3 separate regions of the Homo sapiens genome follow, and regions 2 and 3 are each linked to region 1. Evidence: read pairs that join two places in POLR2A ChIA-PET (ENCODE). Cell type or tissue: HepG2. All regions are shown on one strand. Region 1 overlaps DENND1C (DENN domain containing 1C). Region 2 overlaps MLLT1 (MLLT1 super elongation complex subunit). Region 3 overlaps NDUFA11 (NADH:ubiquinone oxidoreductase subunit A11).

Region 1 (2,500 bases):
GTGGGAGGGGCGACACTGACCACGTCTGGAGGCAGCGCCTGCACGTCGTTAAAGGTCGTCTCCAAGGTATTGGCGTCCACGTTCAGCACCACGACGTCCTCCAGGGCTTTTTCTCGTACTCTCTGCGGAAAAGCGGGGTCGGCCGCTCAGAGCCCGGGAGTCCTTGGCAGAGGAGGGCATCTGGGGATGTAGAGGAAGGGGGAACCCTCACGTCCCCGTCGTCTGGGTAGATCCACGCTCACCTCGGCGAGACTGGCGTGCACTCCAATGAGGTAGGGCATGGGCGCGCTGCGGACCGAGGGGACGGGGTCATGCAGGCACCGCCCCCAGGGCCTGCCCACAGGCCCTGCCCCTCCCAGCTGCCCTCGCTCACCAGCAGTAGTCCAGCAGGTGTGGGGGCAGCGTGGGGATCAGCACGTGCTCCCAGCGCATGGGGTACAGGAGCGCGCAGGACGCGTGGACGCACGAGGTCAGCTGGGGAGCGATGGCGGGGCGTGGAGTCAGGGCCTGGACCCTCTAGCGCGAGGTCTCTTCCAGCTGCATTTCCCACGTCCCCAGTCTCCTGTTCCCCCTCCCCATCCACTGCTGGATAATGAGTGACAACTCGAACCCCTTTAGAAATCATGTGGAGACCAGGAATTTGGCCACTTACAGTGCTTTAAGCGGGTGAAGCCAGGACTCATACCGTCCTGATCCCTCTCTGTAAGGGGCGCAGTTAATAGGCAACACCCCTGAGTCTTCCCCATGCAGGTAGAGCAAGGACTGAGCCTCCACTGACTCCACCCCGAAAGAGGTGGAGCTATGACGTAGACCGCCCTTGTCCCGCCCCTAGGGGTGGATCCAAGACGTAACCCCACCCAAAGAGGTGGAGCCGGAAGGCAATCATTTGGCCCCGCCCCTAGGGGTGGAGCCAGTCTCCACGTCTGCCTTTGACCCTGGGTTTCAGGGTCCCTGGGAGTATGGGTCTCTAGTTTTTTGCGCCCCTTGTTATCTGAGTCCCTGTGTTCCTAGGTCCCTGGGTATTCGGGTCCCTGGGTCCTCAGATCTCTGAGTCCCTGAGTCCCTGGGTCCCTGGGTCCCTGGATTCCCACGTGTATAAGTCCCTAGTTCTCAGTGTCCCTGAGGGTCCGGAGGGGTGGAGCCAGACGTGTTGCGGCCCATAGTGGGTGGAGCCTGAGCACAGTACTCCCAAAAAGGAGGAGCTGCAGCGCAGCCCCCTCCCACGAGGGCGGGGCCAGAGTTCAACTCTCCAAGACCTTCGAAGGGGCGGGGCCAGGACTTCGCCCTCGGGTCTCGCGCAGTAGGGTTAGAGCCAGGAATCAGCCCCCTTGTCCCGCCCCCCGGGGCGGAGCCAGGCCCTGCTCCCACCCCGGCCCGGCGGACCCCGCCTCACGGTGCTGAGTTTGCTGGCGGTGAGCAGGACTCTTCTCTCGGCCAGGAGCGCCGCGAACAGCCCCACGATGTTCTCGTCAGTCACGGCCACCACCAGCTCCGTTAGGTTCCTCTGAGGATCAGAGAGTCGCTCTGGGCGTGGACGGGCCCCTGGATCTTGCATCCCCGGTCCGGGTTTCGGGACCTGTTCTCACCCCCAGAGACCCCTCCCCACTCACGTTCTCAGGGATGGATGGCAGGCGGCCGGAGTCCGGGGCCACGAAGCAGGAAAGCTGGTGGGGGTATTGGCAGGGGGATCAATCAGTCAGGAGGCTGGCCTCACCTGGACCCCCGACCTTCCAGGGTCCCCGAGCCCCGCTCACCGGCTTGCTATTCCCCCGGGTAGGGGGGGGGATACCCTGCCCGCTGGAGACCGTCACTCCGCTGCCCTGGGGAAGAGGCACGACTCTGTGGTCATGATGGCTGGGACGCAGCCTTCCCATCCACCTAAGGTCCAGCGCCCAGGGAATGGGAGCTACTCACCAGCTCAAGCCCCACTGAGGCCTGGGGCCCAGACAGGGACTGCTGAAACAGATTTTGAAGAAGTTCCTCTGCCTCGGTGACCTGGGTGGGACGTGGAGGGGCGGGGGTGGCTGAGCCAGATGTGGGGATTGGGGATTCCGAGGGCTATGACTAAGGTTGAGTGGTCTGGGAGGAGCCAAGGGCTCAGGTCAGTCCTGGGAGTTTTTTTTTTTCTTTCTTTAAAAGAAATTAATAATAATAATAATAATAATAATAGAGACAAAGTCTCCCTATGTTGCCCAGGCTGGTCTTGAACTCCTGGGCTCAAGGGATCCTGCTGCTTCGGCCTCCCAAAGGGCTACAATTACAGGCGTGAGCCACCGCGCCCGGCTTTTTAAATTTTTTAATTTAAATTTTTCCTTGTAGGCCGGGCGCGGTGGCTCGCGCCTGTAATCCCAACCCTTTGGGAGGCTGAGGCATGCGGATCACCTGAGGCCAGGAGTCCGTGTCCAGCCTGGCCAACATAGTGAAAACACGTCTCTGTTAAAAGTACAAAAAAAAAAAAAAAAATTAGCCGGGCTGGTGGGCCGCGCCTATAGTCCCAGCT
Region 2 (2,500 bases), 210 kb before region 1:
GGGCAAGGGGCAGGACAAGGAGGCGACGGCTCAGAGTCTGCCATGGGGGCGCCGCAGGGCAGGGACAGCCACTGGTGCCAGAAGGCTGAAGGTCCTGGACTGGCTGAGCGGAGGGCAGGAGTGAGGATGAAAGCTGGGGGAGGGAAAGGGAGCACGGTGGGGGAGGAGGGTGGGAGCAGGGGAGCGACTGCCACTGCGGGGCCTGAGCTTCTCCCTGGGGTGACAGCAATGTTCTGGAATTAGACAGCAGTGATGGAATCAGTGGTCATGGCCGCACAACTATGTGAATATACTGAAAACGCTAACTGTACACATTACAAGAGTGAATTTTATGATGTGTAAATTACATCTCCATAAAGCGGTTATTAAAAAAAAACAAAAGGGCAAACTGAAAGGCTGTGTTGGGCACAGGAGCCCTGGGATCCCTCCCTCCTGCCCATCCTCCTTCCCGCCCATTCCCCCTCCACCCCTCCCCACCCCAGGAAGTTTCAGGTTTCCCTCTGGAGAAATTGAGATGGTTCTGTGTCTCAAGGAGCCAACTATCAGGGGGAAGCTGAAACTTGCAGCGTGGAAACCAGACCCCGAGGAAGGCCTTACTCATTAGGAAATCAGGAGGCCCGTGAGCCTTCAGGCCTGTGGATAGGCAGAACCCACCCTCCCATCACATAACGCTCAGGAGCTCCCACCAGGAGGAAAGAGCCCGAGCAAACAAATAATTTGGAGACCACAGAGAGTTTGACAAAAAGAAAGAAAAAAAATAAAAACCAAGAGTCAATGTCCTCAGATTCAAGGAGATATATATCCAACAAATAAAAATAAGATACTTCTAAAAGGGGAAATTACAGCCAGGCACCACAGCTCACACCTGTAATCCTAGGCACTCTGGGAGGCCGAGGTGGGAGGATCACTTGACACCAGGAGTTCAAGGCCAACCTGGATGACATTCTCTACTAAAAATACAAAAAATTAGCCAGGCGTGGTGGTGCGCACCTGTAATCCCAGCTACTTGGGAGGCTGAGGCACGAGAATCACTTGCACCCAGGCGGTGGAGGTTGCAGTGAGCCAAGATAGTGCCACTGCCCTCCAGCCTAGGTGACTGAGCGAAACTCTGTTAAAAAAAAAAAAAAAAAAAAATGAGGATCCCAGAAAGAAAAAAAGAGAGGAAATAAACAGATGGAAGGAAACTGTCAAATAAATAGAAGGAAACTTTCAGAGCTAAAATGAAAGACACTCAAATGTCACAAAACATAGTGAACAGCAAAAAAAAAACAAAAAAACAAAAAAACAAAAAAAAACATGATGTCATAAAGCAAGCGTCCTAAAAACATAAAAACATCCTAAATGTTTCCACAGAAAAAAACAGGTCACATATAATGGGATGAGGACCGAATGGCATCAGACTTTCCAGAAGATACTAACACAACGCCTTCATAGCACTAAGTGATATATACTCCCAAAATGTTTGGGAGCAGGAGTGTTGTGAATTTGGGATTTTTCAGACTTTGGAATATTCGCATTCCTCTGGTTCAGCATCCCAAAAATCCAAAATCTAAAATGCTCCAGTGAGCATTTTCTGAGCATCATGTCAGCACTCAAAAAGTTTTGGATCGGCTGGGTGCAGTGGCTCCCGCCTGTAATCCCAGTACTTTGGGAGGCTGAGGAAGGCGAATCACCTGAAGTCAGGAGTTCAAGACCAGCCTGACCAACATGGAGAAACCCCATCTCTAATAAAAATACAAAATTAGCAAGGTGAGGTGGTGCACGCCTGTAATCCCAGCTACTCGGGAGGCTGAGGCAGGGGAATAGCTTGAACCTGGGAGGCGGAGGTTGCAGTGAGCCAAGATCGCGCCATTGCACTCCAGCCTGGGCAACAAGAGTGAAACTCTGTTTCAACAACAACAACAAAAGTTTTGGATCTTGGCCAGGTGCAATGGCTCATGCCTGTAATCTCAGCACTTTGGGAGGCTGCAGCAGGCGGATCACGAGGTTAACAGATTGAGGCCATCCTGACCAACATGGTGAAACCCTGTCTCTACTAAAAATACAAAAATTAGCCAAGGGTGGTGGTGGGGGCTTGTAGTCCTAGCTACTCAGGAGGCTGAGGCAGGAGAATCGCTTGAACCCGGGAGGCGGAGGTTGCAGTGAGCCGAGAACGCGCCACTGCACTCCAGCCTGGGCGACAGAGTGAGACTCTGTTTCAAAAAAAGTTTTGGATCTTAAGCCGGGCATGGTGGCTCACGCCGGTAATCCCAGCATTTTGGGAGGCCAAGGCGGGAAGATTTTAAGCCCAAGAGTTCAAGACCAACTTGGGCAACATGGTGAAATCCCGTCTCTGCAAAAAATAAAAAAGTTAGCTGGGTATGGTGGCGGGCCAGTAGTCTCAGCTACTTGGGAGGCTGAGGCAGGAGGACTGCTTCAGCCCAAAGGTCAAGGCTGCAGTAAGCTGTGATCACAACACTGCACTCCAGTCTGGGTGGCAGAATGAGATTCTGTCTCCAAA
Region 3 (2,500 bases), 580 kb before region 1:
CCTCCTCGGGCCAGCCCATCCCAGAGAAAACAGAACTGCCAGGGATGGGCCACAAGGGCCCTCATCCTTCTCGGGGCCCGATGGGCTCAGTCCCGTTATCCCCTCCTTCACGGGAGGTGAAGGGACCTCCGAGATGTAAAGCAATTCTCCAGAGGTCACCCAGCACAGCGAGCCTGGACGCCAGGCAGGTCTGACCACAGCCTATGCTTCACCCACCACGACTGCCCCAGGGGAGTGGGCTCCACCCCAGTTCCCCATCCAGCTTCAAGGGACCCATGGGACATGCCAGGCCTGGCAGTGACCCCCCCCAACAGCACCCTAGCCTCAGATCCAATTCAGCTCATGTTGGTTCTGTCCCTCAAGAGCGACTGAGGGGACTCTCACATCCAGCAGTGGGGTGAGCACATATTCAGAGCAGCCCATAGGAGGGACCATCTGCTCCCCACAAGCACAGATGGGGAAACTGAGACCCAGGATGCAGAGAAAGGGACCACATATAAAGAGTACCTTGTGGATCTGGTTTCTCCTAATCCTACACCAACCCCTGGGATTCCTGCTCGACCTCAGAAAGGTGGATGGAGGACCAGGCGCAGTGGCTCACGCCTGTAATCCCAGCACTTTAAGAGGCCAAGGTGGGCGGATCATTTGAGGTTAGGAGTTTGAGACCAGCCTGACCGACATGGTGAAATCCCTTCTCTACTAAAAATACAAAAATTAGCCAGGCATGGTGGTACACATCTGTAGTCCCAGCTACTTGGGAGGCTGAGTCAGGAGAACCACTTGAACCCAGGAAGCGGAGGCTGCAGTGAGCCAAGATTGCGCCACTGCACTCCAGCCTGGGGGACAGAGTGAGACTCCGTCTCAAAATAAAAAAAAAAAAAAAAAAGAAAGAAAGGTGGATGGAGCGGAGTGCCAGGTCTGGGGGCTGTGGCAGGAAAGGGGGTTGCTACTGCATCCACGGTAAGGGACTGGAGTCCAGTACAGCCGTCCCCCCAGGACTCCCCACCTGCTCCTGGCCCAGCAGCCCCATCCTCAGTCACACTTCAGTCAGTGCACACACACACACACACACATCCCCCCCTTCCAAATTCTTTTATGTATTTACTAATTGAAAGAGAGCTGGAGTCTATGAAGATTCTTTTTTTTTTTTTTTTCTTGAGATAGAGTCTCGCTCTGTCGCCCAGGCTGGAGTGCAGTGGCGCTATCTCGGCTCACTGCAAGCCCCGCCTCCTGGGTTCACACCATTCTCCTGCCTCAGCCTCCCGAGTAGCTGGGACTACAGGCGCCCGCCACCACGCCTGGCTAATTTTTTGTATTTTTAGTAGAGACGGGGTTTCACCGTGTTAGCCAGGATGGTCTCCATCTCCTGACCTCGTGATCCGCCCGCCTCGGCCTCCCAAAAGTGCTGAGATTACAGGCGTGAGCCACCGCGCCCGGACTCTTTTTTTTTTTTTTTTTTTTTTTGAGACAGTCTTGCTCTGTTGCCCAGGCTAGAGTGCAGTGGTGCAAACTTGGCTCACTGCAACCTCTGCCTCCTTGGTTCAATTTTCCCACCTCAGCCTCCTGAGTAGCTGGGATTACAGGCGCCTGCCACCATGCCCAGCTAATTATTATTATTATTATTTTTTGTATTTTTAGTAGAGACGGGGTTTTACCATGTTGGCCAGGCTGGTCTCAAACTCCTGACCTTAGGTGATCCACCCACCTCAGCCTCCCAAAGTGCTGGGATTAAAGGCCTGAGCAACCATGCCCGGACTTGAAGATTCTTAATGGGAGGGGACTGCCAGCCCTGCCTGGGACCTGAAAAGTCCTGATCCAGGGCTGGGCCAGCCATGACAGTCTTATAACCCTCTCATCTCAAGAGGGAACCACCGACAAGACTCAGTGACGCCCCCAGAACTGTCACCGAGGGACTCCTGGGCGGAACCTCCTTACACCACCCCCACATGCCAGCTGTCCTGACCAAGGGACCCCTAGCTCATGGAGCACACCTGACACGGTGAGTGCGCCCACCATCCTCCATCCCTTCCAAAGTCCTTGAACTGGGAGTGGACGAGCTGGGACCCCCTGATTATCCCATAGAGGTCAAGGACTGCCCCACCCCAACTCTGCCCCAGCTGTCATCCAGCTGTGGTGTCCTGCCATATCCACCCCTCCAGGAGCCCCCAGCGCCCTTCAAAAGGCCCCCTTCCCTCTGAAGGGAAACTGCTGGTTTCCTCTGAGCCTCCCACAGTGACCGCCAGACCCAGTGTGAATTCATTCATTCATTCAGCTACTGCCACTCATTCATTCATTCACAAAGTTACCGAGTACCTAACAAGGTGCCACATTCACTCATTCATTCACTCACAAATGGTGCCCACAAGATGCTTCATTCATTCATTCATTCATTCATCCATAGTTATCATGTGCCCACAGGTCCTGGGCTCTGCTGAGTATAGTCTCCCCGCCGTCCAGGGTCCCCAACTCAGGGAAGCCAGCCAGGAAACAATTTATCTCC

Evidence for each region. Peaks named below come from ENCODE experiments on the same cell type or tissue, not always from the same donor. Only the 100,000 strongest peaks of a DNase experiment are listed, where the experiment ranks them.
Region 2: POLR2A ChIA-PET joins it to region 1 with 5 read pairs; 6 of 35 experiments call an interaction of 5 or more read pairs at or near these places.
Region 3: POLR2A ChIA-PET joins it to region 1 with 5 read pairs; 4 of 35 experiments call an interaction of 5 or more read pairs at or near these places.

The regions. Positions count from the first base shown.
Region 1 is chr19:6,475,464-6,477,963 of GRCh38, forward strand. It overlaps DENND1C (DENN domain containing 1C), which reads right to left. Exons shown (of 23, transcript NM_024898.4): 7 at 1,915-1,995; 8 at 1,755-1,820; 9 at 1,611-1,664; 10 at 1,394-1,504; 11 at 374-474; 12 at 243-288; 13 at 21-122. Among named protein-coding and RNA genes, the nearest start is that of DENND1C, 5.1 kb to the right of the region's middle. RefSeq lists an enhancer at 132-871. In HepG2, no CTCF peak of the experiment used is centred here; DNase peaks (open chromatin) are centred at 878 and 1,228.
Region 2 is chr19:6,263,780-6,266,279 of GRCh38, forward strand. All of the region lies in intron 2 of MLLT1 (MLLT1 super elongation complex subunit), which reads right to left. Among named protein-coding and RNA genes, the nearest start is that of MLLT1, 15 kb to the right of the region's middle. RefSeq lists an enhancer at 1-254. In HepG2, no CTCF peak of the experiment used is centred here; no DNase peak of the experiment used is centred here.
Region 3 is chr19:5,898,011-5,900,510 of GRCh38, forward strand. The region is part of intron 1 of NDUFA11 (NADH:ubiquinone oxidoreductase subunit A11); the gene reads right to left. Among named protein-coding and RNA genes, the nearest start is that of NDUFA11, 4.5 kb to the right of the region's middle. In HepG2, no CTCF peak of the experiment used is centred here; no DNase peak of the experiment used is centred here.